3 separate regions of the Mus musculus genome follow, and regions 1 and 2 are each linked to region 3. The links are chromatin loops, found by intact Hi-C in ENCODE. Cell type or tissue: heart. All regions are shown on one strand.

What was found. A loop is a pair of places that touch in the nucleus more often than their neighbours do. Peaks named below come from ENCODE experiments on the same cell type or tissue, not always from the same donor. Only the 100,000 strongest peaks of a DNase experiment are listed, where the experiment ranks them.
Region 1: a loop joins it to region 3, with 2.5 times the contacts of the local background. A loop is called at or near these places in 2 of 42 quality-filtered maps.
Region 2: it touches region 3 in a loop (3-fold over the local background); 6 of 42 quality-filtered maps call a loop at or near these places.

The regions. Positions count from the first base shown.
Region 1 is chr4:131,360,623-131,368,622 of GRCm38, forward strand. No RefSeq gene overlaps it. Among named protein-coding and RNA genes, the nearest start is that of Gm35634, 45 kb to the right of the region's middle. In heart, CTCF peaks have their summits at 4,185 (motif pointing left) and 5,606; no DNase peak of the experiment used is centred here; H3K27ac peaks cover 449 bases; H3K27me3 peaks cover 513 bases.
Region 2 is chr4:131,405,986-131,413,985 of GRCm38, forward strand. It overlaps Gm35634 (a long non-coding RNA gene), which reads left to right and starts at 3,154. Exons shown (of 4, transcript XR_390798.2): 1 at 3,154-3,281. In heart, a CTCF peak has its summit at 4,013; no DNase peak of the experiment used is centred here; H3K27me3 peaks cover 2,918 bases.
Region 3 is chr4:131,834,839-131,842,838 of GRCm38, forward strand. It overlaps Ptpru (protein tyrosine phosphatase, receptor type, U), which reads right to left and starts at 3,440. Exons shown (of 31, transcript NM_001083119.2): 1 at 3,246-3,440. The coding sequence starts at 3,318. In heart, a CTCF peak has its summit at 3,510 (motif pointing left); DNase peaks (open chromatin) are centred at 1,683, 2,173, 2,433 and 3,523; H3K4me3 peaks cover 2,609 bases; H3K27ac peaks cover 2,103 bases; H3K27me3 peaks cover 6,683 bases.

The DNA.
Region 1 (8,000 bases), 470 kb before region 3:
ACTGGGTAAGTACAGACTGATGGGCATAGAGGCCAGAGGTCAACTTCGGATATCATTCATTGAAAGCTATAATCCTTGGAGTTCTTTTGGAGACAATCTCTCACTGGGACCGGGGACTTGATAGTTAGTCTAGGCTGGCGGGCCTGTCCTCACCTCTCTTTGCCTCCCCAGCACAGGGTTTATATGGGCGATTTGGGTTGGACTCATGTCCTTGTAGCAAATGCTTCACTACCTGAGCCATCTCGTCAGCTCTCTGACTCTTGTGAGAGCCACAAGATCCTATGTCAATAACACCAGGCTAGAACACGTGGATCAGACAGAGCCAGGCCACCTAACTATAGTGCAGGTCCCTGACTCCAGAGGAGCCTAACCTGACTAGCCAACCAAAAGAATATCTCCTTCTTGCAGAAACAAGAGTGCAGGGTCCCAGGCTCCCGAGGCTTGGAGCTTCACTCAGAGGAGCTATTGTCCATCAATAAAATTGCAGCGCAGACTCAATGCCAATGCTTGGAGTGGGTCACTCTCCCACCCTCACTCACAGGAAGAGCAACCACAAGGGCTCCCTGGTCCTGTGTGTATCGTCTATATGGGTCATGGGGTGTGAAAGGGTTCTGAGGTCAGTTCTGGGGACCCACTGCCTGTGGGATGTGAGGAGATGGCCCTGCATCCCGAATGGCCGACTGTTAAACTGCCTAGCTCCAGAAGATGGAGGAGACTCATCTTTGCATCTACATGGACTCATTGGCAAGGCGAAGATGCATCTTTTACAATTCACCCTGGCAGACTCCCTCTATTTGTCTCAATAAACGCCAGGAAGGCTATTTTTTTCCCTTTCTTTCTTTCTTTTTCTCTCTCCTTGCTGTAAAATGCTCAGGGAGTGGTGTGCAAAGACGATGAAGGATGGATACACAGCAAAAGCTTGTTTTAGAGGTTTCTATAAATCTCATCAGCTGTGTGCACCACTGAGTAGAGATAGGTGAGGCAGGGGAAGGGAGGAAGGCACTGGTCACCTGGGGACAACTGGAGGAAGGGAGGCAGAATATCTATGGTAGCCATGCCTTTAGCTTTTCCTTCCCGCAAGGTCCCTGCTCTGAGCCCTCAGTGGGATCCCTGTAGTCACCTAATGTGTGTATCCCTGGTGTGAGGTTCCCCAGAACCTGTACTCTCTCCTGCTCTAGCCCCTGTTTGCCCAGGTCTTGATCCCCAACACCAATACTTAGCTTTTTTTCAAGGCCTCTGCAGACCTCCAAGCCCATGTTCCTCCTCCAAAATCTGTCCACACATTCATATGAGCACCCCAGGGGGAGCACCTCAGGGCCCAAGGGGACCAAGTAACAGCTGTGGGGCTAGCTTGGTATGGATAGAAGGTCTACAGCATGCAGATGTTGTGCTTTGTAAAAAGAAAGAGAGGCCAGAGATATGTTTGGTGGAGGTGTGGTAAGGTGTGGGGGAAGGGGAAGATGTGGGCCTCTGTGGGCCCACGTGGATGCATCAATTGCCCCTGAGGGACCAGCCACACAGACGGACGGTGTAGTATAGAATAGAGTTTATTCAGGGCATGGGAAGGGGAGTTGAGAGGAAGGCAGAGAGGGGAGGGGAGGAGGAAGAGGAGGAGAGGCCATGAGCACTTGAAAAGAGGGAGGAATATGGAGGGGGGGAAAGAGGGCATTGGAGCAGGAGCAAAAGCAAGAGAGTGAGGAGGGGGCAAGCAGCCCCTTTTTAGTAAATCAGGCACACCTGGCTGTTGCCAGGTAACTGTGAGGAGGAGCCTAGACAAAATGCCCTGTGATTAGAGAGCTCTGTTAGTGAGGACAAAGCTAAGGCTGGGCTAAGGAGAAGACCTACTCTTCTGCCTTACAAGTTACAGTGTGGGTTGGCCTGAGGGTCCCACTGTGAATTGCTGTTCCTGCCCTCCTGGTTGTGAGGGAGTCCCTGCAGCCATGCCCAGGGCTTTACTCCTACCCCAAAGGTGGTGAAAGCCAAAGGCCAAGTTGACAGTGCCAGGATTAGAACCCTGTGTCTATGCCAGGGCTGTGCCAGTAGTGGAAGGCAACCTAGCAGAGTTCCTGGAACCCACACAAACTTCCATCAGCCTGGGTGTGAACTGTCTCAGCCCTCCACATCGGATAAAAACCATCTCTCAGTCTGAGCCTTCAATTCCCAGGCCGCCACACTCCCGGAAAAAGAATATTGCTTTTCCCCCTTTGAAACTGTATTTAAAGCCAATTTGATGGCCTGACCCGGTCCAAATCAGATGAAGTTATTCAGAGTCTACCCTGGGACCATGCCAATCCGTAGCTGCACTGCTGGGTCTGAAAGGGCTGGAGTCCTCAGCAGCACCTAACAGCATCAGTTAGAGGACTCTGGGGCAACCCTCGGTTCCTCCAATAAATCAATCACAAGGACAAACAGAAATCAAGAGGCAGAAAATCAGTGTGGAGGCTGTAAGGGATGTATCCGCCAATCACAGCTTGTCAGATCCAAGTGAAACCAGAAGTCAAACAAGCTGCAAGATAAAAGGACCAAGGGAGTTCTCTGCCTGCAGCTGCTGTGTGAGGCCTGTCAGGAGCAAAGCCTGGTGATGCTGCTGGGTCTGAGAGCCTTAAAGCAGGGGTGTGGCCATCTCCAGGGGCCCAAGGCCACAGGAGAGGAGCCTGTGCAGGATCCTGAGTAACCTACTTAGTAGTGACAGGGAGATTGGCTGGGGAGGAGCTGAGCCAGGTGCCAAGCTGCTGGTGTTCAAAGGGAAGGGCAGAGTGGGGCAGGAATAGGAGCTGAGGACCCCTCCTCTCTGAAAATTCTTTAGCAAGGACTTCGGGAAGTGGCCACACCATCAGCTGGAGGATACACAGAGTACCATGACCTGTCAGCTGGACTCACATGCACTTCTGCACACTCACACCCTCAGGCACATATTCAAGCTTGGGCCTGGATGAGTGGCAGTGTTCTAGCATCTCCCTTACCTCCTAAGGAGAGGAATCCTGCTGCAGAATGGGTTCTGGGTGTCTGAGTCCAAGTAAGGATGGATACACAGACCCCTGTGCAGGATGGGAATGGACCAGCAAGAAGAAGGCATGTACTCAAGAAATACACTCGCTGAACACCTGTCTCCCTGGTAGCTGTCTACCTGAGGCCTGCACTAGAGGGAGGAAGTGAACCAGTGGGAGTCTGTTCTCTCCCATCTACCAGGGAGCAATGAGAAGCTCAGGAAGCCCTCACTACTCATCCCAGGATACGGCATCCTTTGGAAACTGGAGGTTTGCTGCCAGCTTGTCCCCGCAGCCTGCTGTGCTTACCAGCGTGTTTGGCCAATTCTGTAAGCTGTGAATTATCTCCATTCTTGGGCTCCAAAGTCTCAGTAGGGTGAGGTTGTATGGGGGCATTCCAAGGAGAGTACCTCAGGGCAATGAGACCGTGGACCAGTCATTTCTCATGAGTTCCTAAGGTGTGAAGGCCAAGATCTAGGCACTGGGAGATTAGGTGTGGGCCAGGTCTTGTTGGGGATGGTTTTGTGCACTGTGTATTCAGATGCTGATTGCTGTGTCTGGAGATTTGGTTGTAGTCCAGACACACATTAGCATTGTTGTGGTATTTGGAGCATCCCCCGTCTCAGTGATGTGTAAAGATTCTTTTCCATCACCTCTGATAAAGAGCTGATTCAGCCTATAGCTGGGCAGAAGAGAATAGGGTAGAGCTTCTGATCCTCCTAGACAGGGAGGCCCAAGCAAAAAAAAAAAAAAAAAAAAAAGCAAGAGAATAGAACGGGAGAAGAAGAGGAGGAAGAGGAGGAAGAAGAGGAGGAAGAGGAGGAGGAGGAGGATTCGCAGCTGTAGGCAGGTTGTCAGGAGAGCCTCCATGAGGACATGGAACAGAGCTAACCAGGGCAAGACTCCACTTTGCAGGTGAAGGACCATGTGGCAGGGAAGTAGGCAGCCATAGGGAGTTAGAATAGATGAGTGTCTGTCCAGCCTAGTCCCTGCACCTTGTTAATAAATATATTAGGTCTCTGTGGCATTTATTTGGGAGCTAAAACAAGCTAGAGTGGATATAGAAATGTCCTGTTGCTACTTGGGATCAAAAAGGATGAAGAATTGCCCTTGCCCCCATAACAGGTCTTTTCTGGTTCACAGATGTCTCTCTCTGCAGGGACTAGTGTTAATCCTACTCTGGAGAGCGCCCACTTGTGGTCACATCTGAAAGGTCAGATGGCGCTGAGAGGAAGTGCCTAAGAGACCCGTGGACATCCCCCAAGATTCTCACCTCCTCCTGCTCCTACCATTGGTTCCTGTCCTTCTCTGGTCCCTGCAGACTGTCCCCTTCTGTCACACAGGACGAGCTGATAGGAGGCAGCAGAGAGCTGGGTTGTCATCAGCAGTGCTAGATCTCACTCCTTTGTTTGCTTCCTTGAAGACAGTCGTGAGGGTCACATGAGTGAAGTCAAAGCAAGCCTGCTGAGGCCACCAGGAGTCATGTGAATGAGCAGAGGCAGCCACTCCTCAGCCATCCTGGATGTGACTGCAGCCTGGCCAGTGACTGAGCCTTGAGCCAGGTCATGGGATGCAGGCGCCAACCAGCCAGTGCCTCAGCCCTGCCAGGAAGAGGCCTGGGAGAACATAGCTTTTTAAGCCATAAACGTTTGAAGGCCTTTGTCATACAGCCCATGATCACTAGTTAGTTGTTGACAGCCCTGAATCCCCCTTGAGGACCCTCATGCTTTCAAGATAATCTCCAGAGTTATCCAGGCTAGTCAGTGGCTCCAAGTCCTATTTTACCCTAATTGCATCTAGGACTTCAACCCTGAGTTCCCGATGGAGGCCTGGCTTAGCAGTACTGTGTGCTGTTTGTGGGAGGAAGGTAAGAGAAAAAAGAACCCTGAAATACTCCAATGTCTACTACTCCCTTCCCCTCAGCCCCACAGAAAACAAACCACCCATCTTGAACAATGAGGTATACACGGCTGCATTAAGCCAGTCTGAAGTCACGCTGGCTCAGGACAGTTGAGTTAGTTTAGTTGTAGGCTTTTGCAGAGAATTCTGGGATGTGTAGGTCTGTCTCTCAGAGTTGTTGCTAAGCATGGGTCTGAATCCTGAAGCAGTCCGGCAGTCAGCCACCCAGGAAGCCATCCTGAAGCTAAAATCTACATATGAGACAGACATCACACAGAAGACTGCAGAGATACACACCTCGCTCCCTGATCAAAGCATTCTTGAAGCCTACCACCGGGCTGATTTAGTCCCTCAGGAGAGTGCACGTTATTATTTTGAGAAGTTTGTGCATCTTTTATGTTTCTAGAAATGAAAAATATTCTCCCTCATGCCGGCTGGCCAGTTCCTTTGTTTGGATGTTTCCTCTCTCATCTTCTCCTCAGCTCGGCTGTGAGTCCATCCCTATGTGCTAACCCCCTGCTTACCTCAGAACAGAGACTTACCTGGGATCCTGGAAGGGTTCTAGATTTCCCAAATTTACACACAGCGGCTCAATTCCTGATGTGGTTGTGTTTGGAGACAGCCCTTAGGAGTAACAGTGTTAAGTGAAATTCCCTAGGTGGAGCCCCAATCCTATAGGGTGGATGGCCTTGTAAGGTGACAGCGCCCCCTACCTTCCCACCCACACATACCACACCCAGGAGAGGCCTTGCAAAGACCCAGCAAACAGACAACTGCAACAGTCCAAGGACAGAGGCTTTTGAACAGCCTCTGCTGCAGCCTTCTCTAGAAACCCCAGCTTCCAGAATGGGCTTCCAGAATGGGCAAGAGACAGTGTCAGTCACAGCCCACCATCTTCTGACAGCTTGACTGACTGCCAGCATCGAACCAATGACAGGGCTCAGTCACATCTGGGCCTGGGCCTCAAGAGTGGCCTCAACACAAGACACTTCCTCCCAGAGGGATCAGGTAAGACTTTGAGGGGTTGGTGACACCTGAGCCAGCCTTGGAATAGAGCTGACAGTATGGCTGGCTGAGGGGGAGTGGGGAGCGGGGAGCGGGGAGCTTTCACACACAGAAGATACAGGTGAGGCTGCGTCAATGTGGTGAGGTAATTTATATGACACCTGTAGTGAGGCTCAGTGCTCAGCTAAGGCCAGGGGCCAGAAGTGCCCTGAGGTCTCCATGTGATCAAATAACACACAAAGGAGAGAGAGCGAGAGTACTCTGTCCTGACACTAGGGAACCCATCAGAAGCCTTCAGCAGAGAACAAGCCTTGGCCTTTGAAGTCACAGCCTGTAACATCTGAAAGTCCCTGGGGCTCCAAAAGGCTTGAGCCAGCAAACTCAGCACTGGCTGTTGACTTTAATTGGGTAGTGGTTAATAGACTTGTTTGAACTCCAGTTACACAAATAGGCTGGTGGTTTCATGAGGTCCTTGCAGGTAACAGAGCAGAGCTAGTGTATGTAGGGGGAGTGAGGGGGGACAGCCAGCCTTTGGGACCACACAGAATCAGGCCAGGTCCTCCGAAGGGACAGGTCCTGCCTCCACACTAGCTTTCATCACCATCTGTGCCTGGCGCCCCCTGACTCTGACTCCCCATGGCTTGTGCTGGAGACTCACAAGGTGTCCTGGGGATCAGCCACAAGTAAACCCTAGCCTTTCTTCCCCTTCCATTGCTTCTTCAAAGTCAGTTTTCTCCTTGTTTGGAATGGCTGTGAGGCAGCCACTCTCCCGCCTGGGGGACGTTGTTTATTAGCAGACCCCAAGCCAGTGAAGCAGTCAAGGCAATTGGGCTTCTCAGGTAATGGTGAAGGGCTGTGATAGTGTCTCAGTCCCCCAGTGAGACAGGGCTGGCCTTTAGAGAGCTGTCACATCAAGGAGAGTCCAGAGGTGTGCCCTTTAGCTCTCTTTCTTTGTATCCTTCAAGACCTATCAATAAGACCCAGAGGGTAAGAGAAGCTGTGAGGCCAGCCTGCAGGCTCTCCTCACTAGCTTGGTGGAAAGCAGAGGCAAACAGGACCCTGGAAGACTGGTCCCTGGGAGCTCCGAGATGCACCTGTCACAGTTCAGGATCCGAGAGATGTGAGCTCAATACCCTAGTTTGGTCACTGCCTCAGGAAAGCGGGACATAGTTCCCAAGTTCACGGGCTTTCTGTGGAGAAGAAGAACATGCACTCGAGACAGGTCTGAAGCCACCGGGGAGACGATCCTCCACCCACTGAGGTTCTCATTGCTCCTTCTCACTGGCACGAAGCCATATGCAGACCAGGCTGGCCTCGAACTCAGAGTGATCTGACTGCCTTTGCCTCCTGGGCATTGAGATTAAAGATGTGCGACCCCAAACCAACTTCCTTTTCCTGTTCACAGGGGAGAAAAGCTCTTGAGATCATCAAGAGCCATGCTGACTGATCTGAACATCAGACCCAACTGTGGAAGGGTGCAGTGGGACACAGGCTGAGCCTTAGCCAGGTGAAGCTGACAGTGGTTGGTATTGGTAACCAAGGCTCTCAGCCAACAACTCGGGGCTCTGCCCCTTTCTACCTCCTGTGTGGCAGAAGAGGACTTGGAGAGAGAGACACCAAGACTGGTTGACATATGATAGGTGGTGAGATAGCTCATGGGCTGAAGGCACTTGGAACCAAGCTTCATGACATGAGTTCAGTATCTGGGGACCCACATGGTAGAGACAGAATCAACTCTTGTGTGTTATCCACATGTGCACTGTGGCATGTATGTGCCCACATGACTATGCACACACAAAATAAAAATGTGTAATTTAAAAGAGATTAACATATGCTGGATAGATGGCCCAGTGAGTAAGTTATTTGATTTAAGAGCACGAAGACCTGAGTTCGAATCCCCAGAGCACATATTTGTAACCCCAGCATTTCTAGGCAGATACAGAGACTCCCAGAACCTCCCAGGCCGGCTTGCCTGGTGTTCTCAATAGGACAGCAGAGACCACTCTCAGACAGGGTGAAATGTGGGGACTGAAACCAGATGTTGCCCTTTGACCTCTGCATAGTGCAGCTTGCTTATACTACGACTTATATTTAGTTTATAAGAAAACT
Region 2 (8,000 bases), 430 kb before region 3:
TGGTCCAGCCTGGGCCCTCTCCATTTCTGCAGCTGATGGCCTCTGTCTTCACATCCTGTATCCTTGAGCCAGAGGTCAGGGAAGGTGATGAGCCGGACAGACCTGGGCTCAGATACTGGTTCAGCAACTAACTCGATAGTTTCCTCGACACATCCTTAACCTCGTGTGTCCATATCTGTCCCCAGGGCCAGCTTCTGCCCTGCACATCAGGCTGACACATATGAAGTAGAGACTTTCAGAGTGTTAAGATCTCATGGCAGATTCTGCATGTAAAGATGGCTGTCATTATACAGGTCAATGGTACTAGAGGTCACAGTATTCCGACCGGCTCCTGATCAGATAGGAGATTCCTTACTGGGGAGAGAGATGGGGGAAAGTCCTGTGTGTCTGCGAGATCACTAATAGTTGCTCAGAAAACGTTAGCTTGCTTTCCAGCTGTGTCTTGATGTTGTCATTTGGATGTGGTTTGCTACCCCCTCAACCCCTATCACCACCTCTATCTACCAGGCACACACATTAAAGCCTTGGGGTGATAGTACTGAGAAGCAGTTGGCTCTTTAAGATGTGAAGCCTAGTGGTTAGCCCTAATGTCACTGGAGACTTGCCCTTGAAAGAGGTGAAGACAGAGTAGATCTATAAAGTAAGCCTGGCCCCTCCCTTCCTCTCCCCCCCAGGTGTGATATTCCCTCCCCCAGTCTCCACCATCTGCCACGGACCTCACCAGAAGATGCACCACGCTGATCTTCCAGCCTCCCAACTAGCTAAATAAAGCTCTTTCTGGGGTGTCAAGATCACTTGGTGGATAAAAGCACTCAGCACCAAGCCTCATGACCTGAGTTTGACCCCAGAACCCAGAGCAGAAGAAGAGAACCAACTCTTTCCCTTCCTAAGTAGCCTGTGTCAGGCCTTTTGCTACAGTCCTGGAAGATGGGAGTACTGTGGAGACATTTCCTAGGCACGGGGGAGGGCAAGCAGATAATTTATGAGCAGATGTGACTTAATATCAAGCTGTCAGCTTAGAACAAACAACACGGCTGACAGTATGGGACTGAGGACATGACTTGAAACTGGTGAGGACTGAGAAGGAATGGTGGGTGTGGGGGTGTGGGGTTTGGGGTTTGGGGTGAGCTCTGGCCCTGCTGGCCCAGGCCACTCCTCCTTCCAGTAACTGGCCCTGAGAATCTTAGCTGCCACTCCCCCGTAGCCAGTTGAGAAATGGCTTTCTTGCCCCTTGTAGGTGGAGGTTCACTGTCTGCCCTGCCTCATCTCCCTGAAGGTCTTCATGAAATCCGGTTGTGCTGAAAACCCTGGCTCCCAATTATGCAAAAAGATGGGGGGGGGGGTGCGGCGAAATGGTGGCGCTGAGACAGCAAGGGGAAGAGGGGTTGTCTCTGCACAATTATCAGGGCCAGCCATTTGGTTCCCACTTAGCTCACAGGCCATTCGCTTCCTAATGGGCCCTTCGAGCTGGTTCCTGCATGTGTGGGGGAAGGACAGCCAGGGCTTATTACCTCCCTGTCTAGCTCCGTGGCCCCAGCCCCACAAGAATCCTGCCCTGGAAAATGAGACCAGCAACAGAAAACGCAGAGTGTTTGTGCTAAAACCAGCCATACTTAGAAGAATTTTCTGCAGGGCCAAATTGGTCCCAAGAGAAGGAGGGAGGACCAGAAACTAGTCAGGGGGACTTCCATCCTTTGTGAGAGATCTGGTTGCTGGGGCCCACTGCTGACTGTTCTTGGCTGTTCCTGAAGATGGGTGTGTCCTCCAGCCCTGTCCCAATAGGCTACCCTCTCTGGTCTGCACTCCACTCCTTCCCTCGGGGGCCTCTTCCTCTCCTCTTCTAGTCTCAGCAGGCCCCAGACAGGTAGAGACCCTCCCCACAATGAATGAAATGATAAAGTGGCTGTCCTAGGGTGTGGGAGGGGAAGGTTTTTATTGGAGACATGAGAGAAAGAATGGCCAGAGGCATCTCAAAGAGTTTGGTGCGGGGAGAGAAGGTTGTGGACTGAACATGACCAGAAGACTCAACAGGGCAGGGGGGAGGGGGGAGGGGGAGGGGTGGCAAGAGAGAAAGAGAGGAGATAGGGAGCAAACGACCTAGAGAAAACAGAGAGTGTGGGTGCAAGTGGACAAACAGGGTGCATGGCCGAAGTGGCAGGTTATACAGAACGAGAAGCTGGGGAAGAAACCCCTTGAGCTGGAGAAGTTTAGGGTGGGGGTGGGGTGAGGGGGGCTGAGAGGAATCGGGATGGCAGGACAGGACTCTGGAACAGGCACTTGCTGAGAAAGCCTAGAGGCTAACACACACTTCTGTATGCTAGTGGGCACAGCAGTTAGCCATCTGTCCTGAGTTTCTTCTGGACCTGACACCCATTCTGTGTGTTTGTGGGTACTAAGTCTAGAACCCAGGACTAAAGATGCCTCACCAGGAGCTGCAGTTAAAAAAGAAATACTCGCCCTTAGAGCGATCGCTGCCACAGAACCCCATACATCGTGACAGGACCAGTTGGGACATGCTCTGGGCTGAGGGTGAGGAAGGTCAAATGGACCTGAAGCCCCTTAACCCTCTCAAGGCTGCCCAGGGAGACACCCGGAAAACACTCTAGCCAAGGGAACAGTACATGCAAAGGCCCAGACGCTTGACTGCAGTAAAAGTTCAGTATGACCAGCTTATCAGGACATACACAGCAGAGGAACCACACAGTGTCTGCTTCTCCCCTCTAGGTAGCCAGGTCCCTTGTGAACCAGGCTGGACTAGGCAAAGGTAAGCTTAGCTGGAATGGGCCAGTGCAGACAGGATCTTGGTGGGTGGTGAGTGTACAGGTAAGGAACACACATCCAGGAACAGCTTCGGAGAACTGGTCCAGTTCACTGAGAGCAACAAAGGCTATTTAATCCTTCAGGGGTGAGGGCTATCAGGGTGAGTGCACATCACTGGCCAGGGCCAGGGTGCTGGAGATGTCTCATTAACATGAGGAGGAATTCCAGGTGCTGCTGGAAATAGCCTTATAAGGAAGGGGCAAGGAAAACTAACCTGCCTAGCAGGTATGTTACCTCTCTGGGGAGGCAAGGGTACAGGCCCAAGTTTGCCAGGGTGGGAGGAGGGAGGGGAACAGTCCTCCTCCTGCAGATCTCAAAACAAGATCTCTAAGGTCTGGGCACACCTCAAGCTAACTCTTGCTCCAGGCCTGCTCCTCCCTGTCCTAATCCCACGCCTCCCTGGCCCCACAGCCTGGGCCTCAGAGGGCCACAAAACTAGACTGTTCAAGCCTCAAGACCAGGTAAGGAGAACATCTAGATTTAGTTCAAGTACCATAGGAAGCCAATCAAGTGTCCGATGTGGCTATAAGGTACCCCCTGGTGGTCATGAAGGCACTGAAGCAGGACCTGGCCATAAGGCAGCAGCATAAGAAGGGGTGAGAGCCAGGCAGTGGTGGCAAGTGCTTTTAAGCCCAGCACTCGGGAGGCAGAGACAGGCAGATTTCTGAGTTTGAGGCCAGCCTGGTCTACAGAGTGAGTTCCAGGACAGCCAGGGATATACAGAGAAACCTTGTCTCAAGAAGAAGAAGAAGAAGAAGAAGAAGAAGAAGAAGAAGAAGAAGAAGAAGAAGAAGAAGAAGAAGAAGAAGAAGAAGAAGAAGAAGGAGGAGGAGAAGGGGTGAGCATGGCAGACACTAGTTTGATGTTTGGGGGCGGGAAATCAGTCTGAGGAACATTTTGGATGTTGACAATGGGTTGCTGGTGGGATCTGGGGGAGGGGAAGGGAGTGGAAAGAAGCCATAGGCTTCTGATCAGGGGAATAGGGTGGATGGAGGAACGGCTGGAGGTGGTGCCTTGGTGACTGAAGAAACCTGGGCAGAGGACAGTAATCCGAGTGGTCCTTCAGGCTGGGATTGTGAAGGCAGGTATGGGAGCAGCTAGCCAGATGCACAGGATGGAGCTGGGCAAGGCTGAAACAGGGATTACAGAGTGCAGCAGCCCCACAGGTCCATCTCTGTCTGGAGCTTTCACCAGCAGGGGCGCTGTTCCCCAGCACAGAGCCCTTCCAGCGGCTGGTCCCTGCACAGGATTGGACAGCCCTTGCCATTTCTATACATGCCAGTGTGCCTGAGGGACAGGTGGCTAGGTTTCTGTAGGAGGCAATGTCTGTGGGACCTGATGGTGAGCAGAGACTAGAGATGAGGGGAGTTAGCCAGGCTGTGCTGTCTGCACAAACTGAGCATACAGGAGAGAGCATGAGACCCTCAGAGACCCGCTGTGCCCTCACAAACCAGCCATACTCTTCAGCACCACCATGGTATGGGGATGTCATCAGACACTTCGGGGACATCCTCGTGCTTATTTTGGAACCTTCTGGAATAGTGTCACACGTGCATGAAATCCTGGTTAGGTGATATTGGGGTCCTGACTCTGGAACCTAACAAAGCCTGTCTATCTATGAGGTCAGCTTGCTGTGGTGAGGGGAAGAGCACCCTTGAGAGTGCACACACACACACACACACACACACACACACACACAAGCCTAGGACCTGGGTGCACACAGGCATAGCCAGTCCCATGTCCCTCATGCCTCAGCAACATCATGAAACACCACGAGGAGCTTCAGGGACAGAGTTTGGGGTAAGACCCACAGAGATAAAGGCAGCAGCAAGAGGAGTCGAGAAGGATCCCAGGACCAAGGAGGGTCGGGCTTCAGGGCAGGTGACACCGGGTTAGAACTGAAGGGGGCAGAGGAGGAGACAGAGCCGGGAAGAGGTTACACTGGAGGGAAAAGCTGGACAATGCCTAGACAGGATCTGCAGATCAATGTCCAGCAAGAGGGGAGAGAGAAATGGAGGAGTGTGAGGGAGGACTATGAGGTGGACCAACAGACAGAAGGGATGGAGACCACAGGGCAGGACTGCTTTAGCAGACTGTGCTTGAGTGAGGTTAGCGACTGGGACCTAGGAGCAGCGAGAGATGCCTGTTGCCTAGGTCTCATCGGGGTCAATCTGGCTGCTGAGTGCAAAGAACCAGGTCAGGGTAGGGGGAAGGGCAGCCAGCCAGGAGGAGACACTGTAATAGTCCAAGCACGAGGTTGGTGGGGTCAGAACAGGAGCCTGGAGAGCCTGAGATGATAACAGATCTGGGTTTGTGTTGAAGTCATAAAGAGAACCATGCTCTCCCCAAATAGCTGGTATTCATTTTAAAGGCTCCTGCAATTTTGCTATCTCCTTGTAGAAGATTCAAGGATGAAAGCCATAGCAATGTTACTTAGGAAAGATAAACAACTGGAGCCATTCACGCTTTAAAGCTAGGAATTTAGTTAGAGTGAGGGCCATTATGCAATTCCCAGAACATATCAGAAGACAGATCAGAGTAGAGCTTGGGGTAAGATGCCCAGAATCTAAATCTGAATGTATAGAGGATGTAGCTGAGGTCACTAGAATCCAATTCTCCTTCAGGCACACAAGACACAGTCCCAGCCTTCATCTCAGGGGTGACCAGAGCTCTTTGTAGGCCAATGCAATGAAGTAGAGTATCCCCTTCAGTCTGGACACCATAGAAGACTGCAGACACACCCACCAAGATGGACTGCCTCTGTCAGAGAGATTCTCTGTGTCTGTGAGAAACTACCCTTCCCTGCTGATCTCACAGATACACAACGCGATCAGCAAGTGACCCTATTTCCAGAGACAGAGAGGCCATTGCCTCTGCCCATCTTATCCTAATGATGTAAGCCTTACAAATCCACCAGCCACCTTGCTGTGTGTGTCAGGTTCTGCCATTTCTGCCCTATCCCTCACCTACCTGCCTATTGTCCAAGCCAGTTTGCCCAACACAGTCCCTACCTTGGGGCTACTCTGGAGCCATTCAAACTGACCTGTCCCCTCCTCCTGCAGGCACCCAGTACCCTACCACCTCCAGACTGCACTGCCTGCCTCCCAAGTGTTCCAACAGGAGAGCGATGGCTATGATTTGCACACTGCCTGCATATTCTGAGTGTTTTACAACAAGAGTATGTCACTCACATAAAATGAAGTCTCAGAGTTACTAACAGCGAGCAGCACTTGCTGGCCCAGCCATGCTCCCAATGGACTGCACTATCCACTGCCGGCCCTCCTCCTCCTGGGCTCCTGGGACAATCGGCCTCTGTCCTGCCCCATTAGCTCTTTGTTATAGAATGCTTCTTCTCTAATTGTCTGCTCTGCATAATTTAGCACAGCCATCCTGGGTCTGTTCCCAAATGTGTAATTTAGCTAGAGTCTTTGGCCTCAGTTTCTTGGTCTTTAAGTGAGGTGGTAGTAGAAAGGGAGACTTCAGAGACACCCCTCCATGCAGCGTCCCCCTCAGGTGGAAATAGTAAATGCTGGCCCTGGGTGGGCTTTCTCCAGTGCCAGGCTTCTCACTAAGCACCTCACATATCTTCCTTCAACCAGAAAACAGGTACTGTGGCAGTCCACCCTCCCCCTGTGTTACAAATAAAGAAGCCAAAGTTCAGAGAGAGTTAGATACTCATTTAAGTCCACACAGCTCAGAAATGTGTTTGCAAAGCAGTGTGTTCCCAAGTCCTTGCTCTTTTTGCTCAGCCTGGTGTCAGGCTGCTGCTGTGCCTGGATCTTGTGCTGGGAGGCAGGATGCTTGAAGGCAGACCGGGAACAGAGGAATAGCATAGGAACAGTGCCAGTTTGCCTGTCCCCATGAGCTTGCGGCTCACTGCATCAGACATCCCAGAGGATGTGGTGTCTCAGTGTTCTACAGGAGGACCCGGGATACAGAGGGGCCAGGGTTTGCACATAGCCTCAGAAGTGTCCATCAAGTCCAGGAATATGCCTCCAGCTTCTTCACGTTATCAAATCCTTGGCACAACTTGCTGTAGTCATTGTGAAAACCTTCACTTTACAAACAGGAAAACTGATGATGCTCCAAGAAATTGAGTAAGCTGCCAGAATTATCAGCAAGAATTAATAGGGTCTGCGCTGGAAACCTCGGACATCCAAAGCTTCATTCTAATCAGTGAAACCCTCTTCCTCCGGCCATGTGACTGAGAACCCTTCTATTTCTTGCATTAGGGTCTGTGATCAAAATGTAGCCTCATCTTGCAAATCAGGCCCAGGGTTGGCCATTCGGATGCTGTCCTGGAGGCTCACTGTAGGGCAGTGTATGTGGAAGATGGGGGGACCCAGAGCTCAGCCTGGTGACTTGAGAGGAACAGTGACCCTGCCCACAGGAGCCCAGAAACAACCACACTGTAACTATGACTAATGCTGCTCACTGGGTAGAGAGAGACCTGTCAGGCCCAGCGTGGAGTCGTGTGGGGGTGGAGGAGGGCAGCTGTGGTCTCCTCAGCTCCTTGTCAGCTCTGAATTAGCCAGATTTGTGGCCAAACACAACCTACTTAAGTCCCACTGTCACAGCCCAATAATGTCCTGTGACAGCCATAAAGTTCAGTTTCAACTGGGTTCTGGAAACAACTGGAGCTATGGACATGGTCACAAAGAGAAGTGAGCTGGGGACCGGTGGTGACTGCTGGGGACTGGTGGTGGTTTCTGGGGACAAACCTGTTTTTCACTAAGCCTGTGCTCACCAAAGAACTGGAACAAGCTGGGCGGGGCCGGGGCAAGTGGGTGGAGCAGGGCGAAGAGGAACTAGAACCATCAGAGCTGCTAGGGGCACACTGAAGGTCCCGCTCCAAGTGACCAGGGAAAGACCACCAAGCAGAAGGCTAGGCTTGTGGGACAGACGCTTCTGGATCCTCAGGACTTAAACACTTCAAGACTGGGGCAGCTGGTAGCAACTTGACACAGAGGTGCAGGTGTGTGGGACAGGGCAGGGGAGAGTCCTAGACTTAGGTCTGCTGCTGTGACCTATAGTTCTATTTTGGTGCCTCACTGCAAAGGGGACATTGGAGGCAGACAAAGATATAACATATATTAGCAATGGATATATATATATCCTGTGACAGCCATATGTGTGTGTCCTGTGACAGCCATATATGTGTGTATGAATCCCTCATGCCC
Region 3 (8,000 bases):
CTGATCTCATAAGGGTGGCAGGACCAAGAGACTATAATTATAAGATTATATAAAAACCTAATCAGCTCCTCCCTTCCCTCTCTTGAACTCAAACAGAGAAAAACCAAGGAAGGCTTCAAGGAAGAAGTGATTTCTAAGCTGAGAGACAAACTGGAGGCTCACATAGGAAATTGTGGAATCACAGAGTCCTGGAGAGAAAGAAAACAGTTTGTACAAGGTGCAGAGAAGAGATCGTGGGTTGTGGATACTTAGGGACCACTGGTAGATAAAGCTAGCCAGAGCGTAGGATCCCAGAAGATGAGGTGGGCCAGGCAGGGGCTAGACTTCTGACGGAGCTGAGAAGGAAAGACTTTTAACTCTGAAAGTAACAAGGAGCTTTGATGAGGATTTGAAGAGGGGTTTAAAACGTGCGTTTTAGGAAGAACTCTGACACAGTGGAAGGAAGAGGCTGCTGCCTTCCTGCAGGTGGACCACTGGGGAGGGAGAAAAGGAGAGATAGAGGAAGCATAGGATACTTCAAGACACAACGGGAAGGCACAAAGCCCCTCCTGTCCTGCTCTGGCTGACCTAGCTGGGTGCCACAAGCCCAGCTGGGGCCAGCCTGAAGGATAGCAGCATGCCTCCAGCAAACAGGGTACACAGCTCTGGACCACCGATGCCACCAGACATAAGCAGGAGGCAGCATAGGATCCAGGCTCCCCTCCTGGCTTCCTGTCTAGCCCCCCTTTTCAGCCCCAGAGAGAAGGCTGCCTTGACAAGCCCTTGTTGCCTAACCTGAAACCACAGGGCACCTCTCCCTCATTCCTGCTGCCCAATAACTCCAGCGACCAAAAGGACAGACCGATCCAGAGCACAGTGGGATAATTGCTGCCAGGTGTGCACGTCTGGGAGTCACCCCACACAGACCCCCACTGGGTGACTAAGGAAGTAGGCAGGGGACTGGATCCACTCCCTAGACTGAGGACAGAGGGCTGCCACCTCCCATCTGCCTAGAGCTTCTCTAATACTAAAAGTTTCAAAGGTGACAGGAACTTGAGAAGTAATGTGACTTACCCAAGGTCACACACAACAAGTAGCCGAGACAGAATTTGAGCCCGTGTTGCCCCCTCCCCCCCCCCCACACACACTTCAAATTAGCCCCTAGGGTTTTGCCACACACACACCCCCAACCCATCTTCTCCTCAGCTTCTCAGTAGGGGACTTAACATTCTACCAAGTATCACACGCGGTCATTATTAAGACCATGAAGCACACGGAGAAACTGAGGCTCAAGAATGAGAACAACCTGCAGCAGTTCTCACTCTCAAACCTTGATCCTGACAGTCTACTACCAGGGCAATTGATGATCGTGTGTATTCTCAAATCAAGGTGATCGAGTGAGGGAATGAAAAGGGTTCTATCTTAAAGATCCCGGGCGCCCCGCGGCCCTGAGAAAGGTCTAAGAGGCAGGTTGCCTGGATCACCCTCTCTGATACCAGGAGGTCAAAACTGAAGCTGAGCAGTACAACCCCAAAGCTGCAGGGCAAGACCAGGACAGCTCCCGAGACGCCCCAGCGGGGGCGGGGCGGTGAACGAGATCCCCGGAGGCCAGTTGTCTGGGGCAGGCAGGCGACCTGGAGTCTCTCCCTGGGCCCAAGGCGGCAGCGCGTGTCTCGGCTCTGCTTCCACCCGGGGCGACTCCCAGCTACCTCACGCCGGTGGCGGGAGCCAGGGGAGGAGGAAACCCTGGAAGAGGACCGGCACACGCCCGCCAGAGGGGCCGAGGCCTGAGGTCCAGGCCTCAGGAAAGGACGGTGGACCACGCGCGCGCACACACAGAAGCACACTGACACTCCATTCACAGAGCACACGATGCGATGCGCTCGCGGTCGCACAGACAGTCACTGGACACACACTCAGACATGGGAATGCACACACACACACACACACACACGCACGCACGCACACGCACACACCCTCCATAGGACACCAGGCTCCAAAGCACACTCAAGCACGGGATCTCACCGCAGGCCGAGGGGGAGGCCCATGCACACATTCACACACACACACACACGCACACACGCACACACGCACACACACACAACACACACACGTCCGCACGCGCGTGCCCGACTGGCCGGGAGGCCGCACAAAGTTGCAAAGCAGACGCAGGCAGCGTCCCCGGGGACCGCGGCGTCCCCAACGCCTCTGACGAGCTACGATGGGGACGCTGTCCCGAGGCCTCCAGCCAGGCCCTGCGGGGGCCCCGACGCCGCAGCCCCGCCCGCAACCGGGTGCGCCCCACGGCCCTCCCCATCCCGGGCGCCCCGCGGCCCTGGCGCCTCCTCGGATCAGCCGCCAGCCAGCGCCGCTCGGAACTTGCGAAACAACAAACCGCCCGAAATGTCGGAGTCGGCGGCTACAGCCACGTCTCTCCCCGTTCCTTCCCTCGCCAGCCGCAGGGCCGCCCCAGCCTCCGGGGGACGCCGCCGCGACAACTTGTTCCGGCCGGGTGCGCCACGCACACGCGCGCGCGCGATCACACATACACTCACATATGCACACACACATGCACACACACCCTCGGGTCCCGGCCACACTCGACCACGGCCTAGGAGCACCCCAAGCTCGCAGCGTCCCTAGCCACGAAACCATCGCTCACCGACACACTCACATCCACTCCAGACACGCTCCCCCATACGTATTCCCCGCATCCCTGACATTCACACGGACCCACACAGCATCGTACACCCCAAATACTCCCACAGGGTCACTCGTGGGCACAGAGCTCACACAGGTTCCGACCCGGTTCCCACGACTGCACACACACACACACACACACACACCACACACACTCGGGCCCACACTTGGGCACAATCCACCGAGTCCTCACAGCACAGGCATAAACAAACACGCGGGTTTTCAAACGCACCAGCAACAAACAGTACTCCCGCCTAGGGAATACAAAAAAAAAAGCCAACAAATGCAACACAGGATCAGACGCAACTCTAGCCAAGCCACTGAAACTCAGATACACAACCCACTTGGCAGCGTGGACAAACATGAGCCAGCGCACACCCGGTGCTCCACGCAGGCGACACTCACACCAGCACACTCGCATCCGCGGTACACACTCAACCTCAGTTTGCACACAAACTACAGACACAGCGGCCACAGAAGCTTGGAGCACTCCGACACCAGCGACAAGCCATCCCCGGCCCCCCGGGCACTCGCGGGATAAGCTTGGAGGGACCGCGCGCGCTTACCTGCGGGAGTCTCGGTCTCAGGCGCGCAGAACTGGAAGGTGAGCGCCAGGACCAGAGCCTGAGCCCGGGCCATGGCCGCCGCCTAGGTCCTGGAGACCCGCAGCTGGGGAGGCGACGCCTCCGGAGCCCGACCGGGAGCCCAAGGCGAGCGGGAGCCGTAGTGGAGCAGTGCCGCGCGGAGCGGGACTGGCGCCGAGTCCAGAGCGGGAGCCCGAACGAGCGGGGCGCTGACGTCAGGCCCCCGGGCGCGAGTTCCGCGGTCTCGAGGCGTCCCCTGCTGGTGGTGTCGCGCGCTGCGGCCCGGTTCCCTGGGCCCGCCGGCCTTGGCGTGCCCATCCCCCACTCTCGCACCCCGTCGACAAGATCCATCGGCCGGTGCCGGTGTTCAGGTCGGCACTCTCAACGCATCCGTTGCCCACGGCTGAGACTGTAACCCAGGAACCCTTGGCTCCTCTGTTCCCTCAGTTGCTTAAGTTTTTCCTACCTTGACTACTCTGAACATAAACTCCCAGCTCCCTCCAATGACAGAGCACTCTTCATCTACCTGAAACGTTGTTGGGCCTTTGGAATGTTGCCGTTTACTTTCAGTAATATGAAATTCACTTCTCTCTTACTGACGCTCGTGCCTCTACAGTAGCCTCCGGCTACTCGGAGTAAGTAGATTTGGAACTCTGCCCCGTCCAAGTTTTTGCACAACCACCAGCATAGTTGTCAGTGGCTACTTAAGACCAGGTGCCATGTGTGCCTCTCTCTGGGACTCTGTTCATCTTCACTATTGCCCTAGGGGACACACACCATTCTAATGCCATTACACAGTTGAGAAAGTTGAGATCATAGAGCGTGACTTTTTCAAGATTATGTGTCAGTATGAGGCGACACCAAGATCTGAATCAAGGTTGTCTGGTTCGAAATGTGTAAACAAACGAACAAAAACCGACTCACATCTGGAAACCCATTTGCTTCTCAAATACTGAATAGATATGGGCTTGTTGGTTCAGTGATGACTGTAGACTACCGAGGAGATTAAAAAACAAAGGCTTGATCTCCGGGAGCTAGAGAGACGGCTCAGTGGTTAGGTGCGTGCACGCGGCTCTTGCAAAGGGCTCAGGATGGATCCCCAGCACCCTTGTCCAACCACCTGTAACTGCGCATCAGACCAGCACTTCTGGCCGTGTATATTTATAAAATATAAAATTATATTTTAAATATAATTTAAATATTTTTTAAAATCCCCACCCTCATGAAGCTTACATTCAGGAGGAAGATGCAGGAGAGGGTGGGGGGGGGGGTTGGAACCTACAGTAGGGAAAGTGGATCGCTGCACTTCTAAACAGACTGCCTGCTATGTGATGGACTTGGTATATATCCCCCATGTTTAGAATGTGTGTCCCCCTAGGGAAGCTTTTTCCCCCGGGGCCTGGTATCCCGCATACTCGATGAGTAATGAATGAGCGGGTAACTGATAGATGAGTACTTACAGAGAGGGCCCTTGCTCTCACGAAGACTTCATGCCGCAGATAAATAAATACATATGGAACTTCAGTCTGAGGCATGCGCCCTCAAGGAAATGAAGCTCTTGCAACAAGGAACACTAAAAGATGGGGGGGGGGGGTCGGGTCACGCTTCAGAAAAGACAGTCCAAGACAGACGCCTTTGCCAAGGATGTGACCCCATGCCACGTGATCTTAGACCTGACGTGTGAGGAGCCAGCCTCAAGCACACCAATGGGAAGGAATGCTGCAGCCAGCCAGACCAATGGGAAGGAACGCTGCAGCCAGCCAGACCAATGGGAAGGAACGCTGCAGCCAGCCCGAAGCGCGAGCCTTGGTCTAAGAGGGAGCCCGAATGGAAGGGTGAAGAGGAACGGCAGGTGCAACTGGAAAAGTTGCCAGGGCCTGCAGACCACACAGAAAGCCGAATACGGAAGACATTTTGAGTCAATAAACACTAAGAAAATGATCAGCCGCTGGAGAGTCTTGAGTTTTGGTTTATTACTTTCATTCCCCCCAACAACTAATGGGCAGAGATGTTGAAGGAACTCATTTAAGTACAGGTCTTGGCGTCTGTAAGGCCTCCCTATTTCTTGTCTCTTCCCTCAGTTGGCTCACACTGAGAAGCTACCCTGAGGCTAGAAAAGGAAGAACTGAGCATCCCTGGTCTCCTTGGGTCCTCAAACTGCTGCTCAAGGAAGCAAAGACACAGCTCTCGAGGACCCGAGCATTAAACTGAGAGTCACCATGAGACAGAGGTAGAGGAAGGAAAAGTGATGGGCAAGACAGAAAGACATGCTGAAACAGAGAGAGATCTGGCAACCCGGAGCCGGCTGTGCGTTGGAGGGGGGGAGAACTGAAGTTTTGGGGTTTTGGTTTTTGTTTGGTTTTTGTTGTTGTTGTTTGCTCTTTTTATTAATCTCAAGTTTTGAGGTATGGACACTGAGAATCAGAGAGCATGATGTATTTGCGCAAGGTCACTCAGTCAGTCCATAAAGGTGTCAGGATTTGAACTCAAATCTGATCGGTTCCACGTTCTCTTGCTCCTTGGTCAGAGGACAGCCTCAGAGACTACGGTGAATGTGGTGTGCCAGTGTTAGCAACAGGTAAACAGAGGAAGAGAACATTGTTCCCCTTTGCTTTAAAAAGGGCCACAAACTTCAACAATCCTTGCAAGATAGAGAAAAGCCCTGGCTTGGAGTGGCTGCCCCAAATCTAGGGAGAAGGATAGGGTACCACAGTCAGTGCCAGGTCAGGAAGAAATTCAATTACCTGCAACTCATGGAATATTTATGATGCCTATCCTGTGTTAGGCCCCATATTGAGTGCTGGCATCCCGGAGATGAAATTTTGCCTGGAGGGGGAAGTGGACATATAAATAACTACAAGATAGTATCCTAAAGGCCATAACATTAGCCCAGAGAAATTACAAAGGCATTGGGGTTTGCTCAATAGAACAATATGTGAACCTGGAATTCCCCTGGAAGGTTAGACAGGAAAATTCATTTCAGTCGATCGAAACCTGAATAAAAGCGTAAGACAAGGAAGAGCTGGTGAGGGCGGAGTTGGGTGTAGTTGGGTCGCTGGCTATGTACAGTGCAAAAGATAAAGCCAGAAAGAGGGTAGGCATCAAAGTGCATATGGTCTTGAATGCAAAGCTAAGGCCAATAGGCTTAAACCCCTTCACCGGTTGTTCTCAAACTGTGTGACTGCCAGATGGCCTAGACCAAAGGGAAAGGTGAAAGGGTGTGGAGGGAGATGAAATCCAGCCTTAAGGAGGAAAACTTTCCAGCCTGATTCTCCAGACTTTCCTAGTTGGCTGCCTGGGGAGGAGGAGGAGCCAGTGGGCGGTGGGGGTGAGGGGATAAAGAGGAACATCCCAGTGTCACCTAGAGGATGCAGCAGAGGGACCTTGTGAACTTTCTGGCACAAGTATGCCTCCCTGTCACTGTGGAAATAGGTGTTCACGTGAGTGCACACCTATTGTGAGAACAGACTTTTCCCCTACTGGTAGGTATCAGATTTCTCTAATAAATGCAGTTATTGAGTCAAACCCCAGTGTTTTACAAAGTGATAGCTCTCATTTCATCCTCACACCATATTCCTGGAATCGTTTTAGAACGTTCCATATGTCAAACAGTGTGCTAAGTGGTTCAAGTGGTACTCGCTCCCTCGGTCTTCAAGACAACCTTGGGACTATTAGTCTCTTGATTATTGTTGAGCTTTTTTTGTCTTTGCCTTGTTAGAGATCAAACCCAGGACCTCACACGTGCTACCACTGAGTGTGCTCTACCACTGAGCTACCTCCCTAGCTCAGTTCCCTTCATTTTAACCATGAGGGAAACAGAGGCACAGAGAAGCCAAGTGACGAATTCAAAACCAAACATCCAGGAAATGGCAGAACCAGGATGCAAATCTAGATTTGCCTGAGTCCAGTTCCCAAAACCTTAATCTCTATGCTTTGGTGGGCTCTCCTCCTCAGAGAAAAATTTGTTTCCCACGGCAAGCTTTGGGTCAATCATCTTTGTCTTTCAAACGCTCTCTGATACTTATTTCCTGGGCTACCACATCACCGGACTCTGGGGAACGTCTAAGAATGTATACCTTTGGATCGTGTACCTCTCTCCATGTTTCTAAATCAGGAGTCCTAAAATGGAACCTCATCTGATTTCCATGCACGCAGTTTGGGAATGGAAGGACTGCCTCCTGCAGCACTTCCTTGCTCCCTTTCTTCAGCCTGCAACAGTGCACACTTGCATGTACACAAATGTTCCACGGACGGGTTATTTATGCTGATGTTTCTTTTCCACCAAAACTAAGAACCTGCGTCTTTCCAGGTTAATACCTTTTACAAAGAATTTTCATTTCCCACCCAATCTCTTTGTATGCTGTGAGCATTTTAAACGACATCTTCCTTCATGGGACCCCTCTCATAGCTGAACAGCTTGATGGTTTTACAATGTATTATCCTGTCAACCTTAACATTGTTCTAATGTTTTGTTTTTATTTTTCCTTAACATTGTTCTAATGTTTTGTTTTTATTTTTCTTCCCAAGACAGATTTTCTCTGTGTAGCCCTGACTGTCCTGGAACTCACTTTGTAGACCAGGCTGGCCTCGAACTCAGAAATCCGCCTGCCTCTGCCTCCCAAGTGCTGGGATTAAAGGCGTGCGCCACCACCACCCGGCTTCTTCTAATGTTTTATCCATTCCTCACAACCGTCTGAAATGAGGTATATCATTTTCATGGCATCAATGAGAAATAGG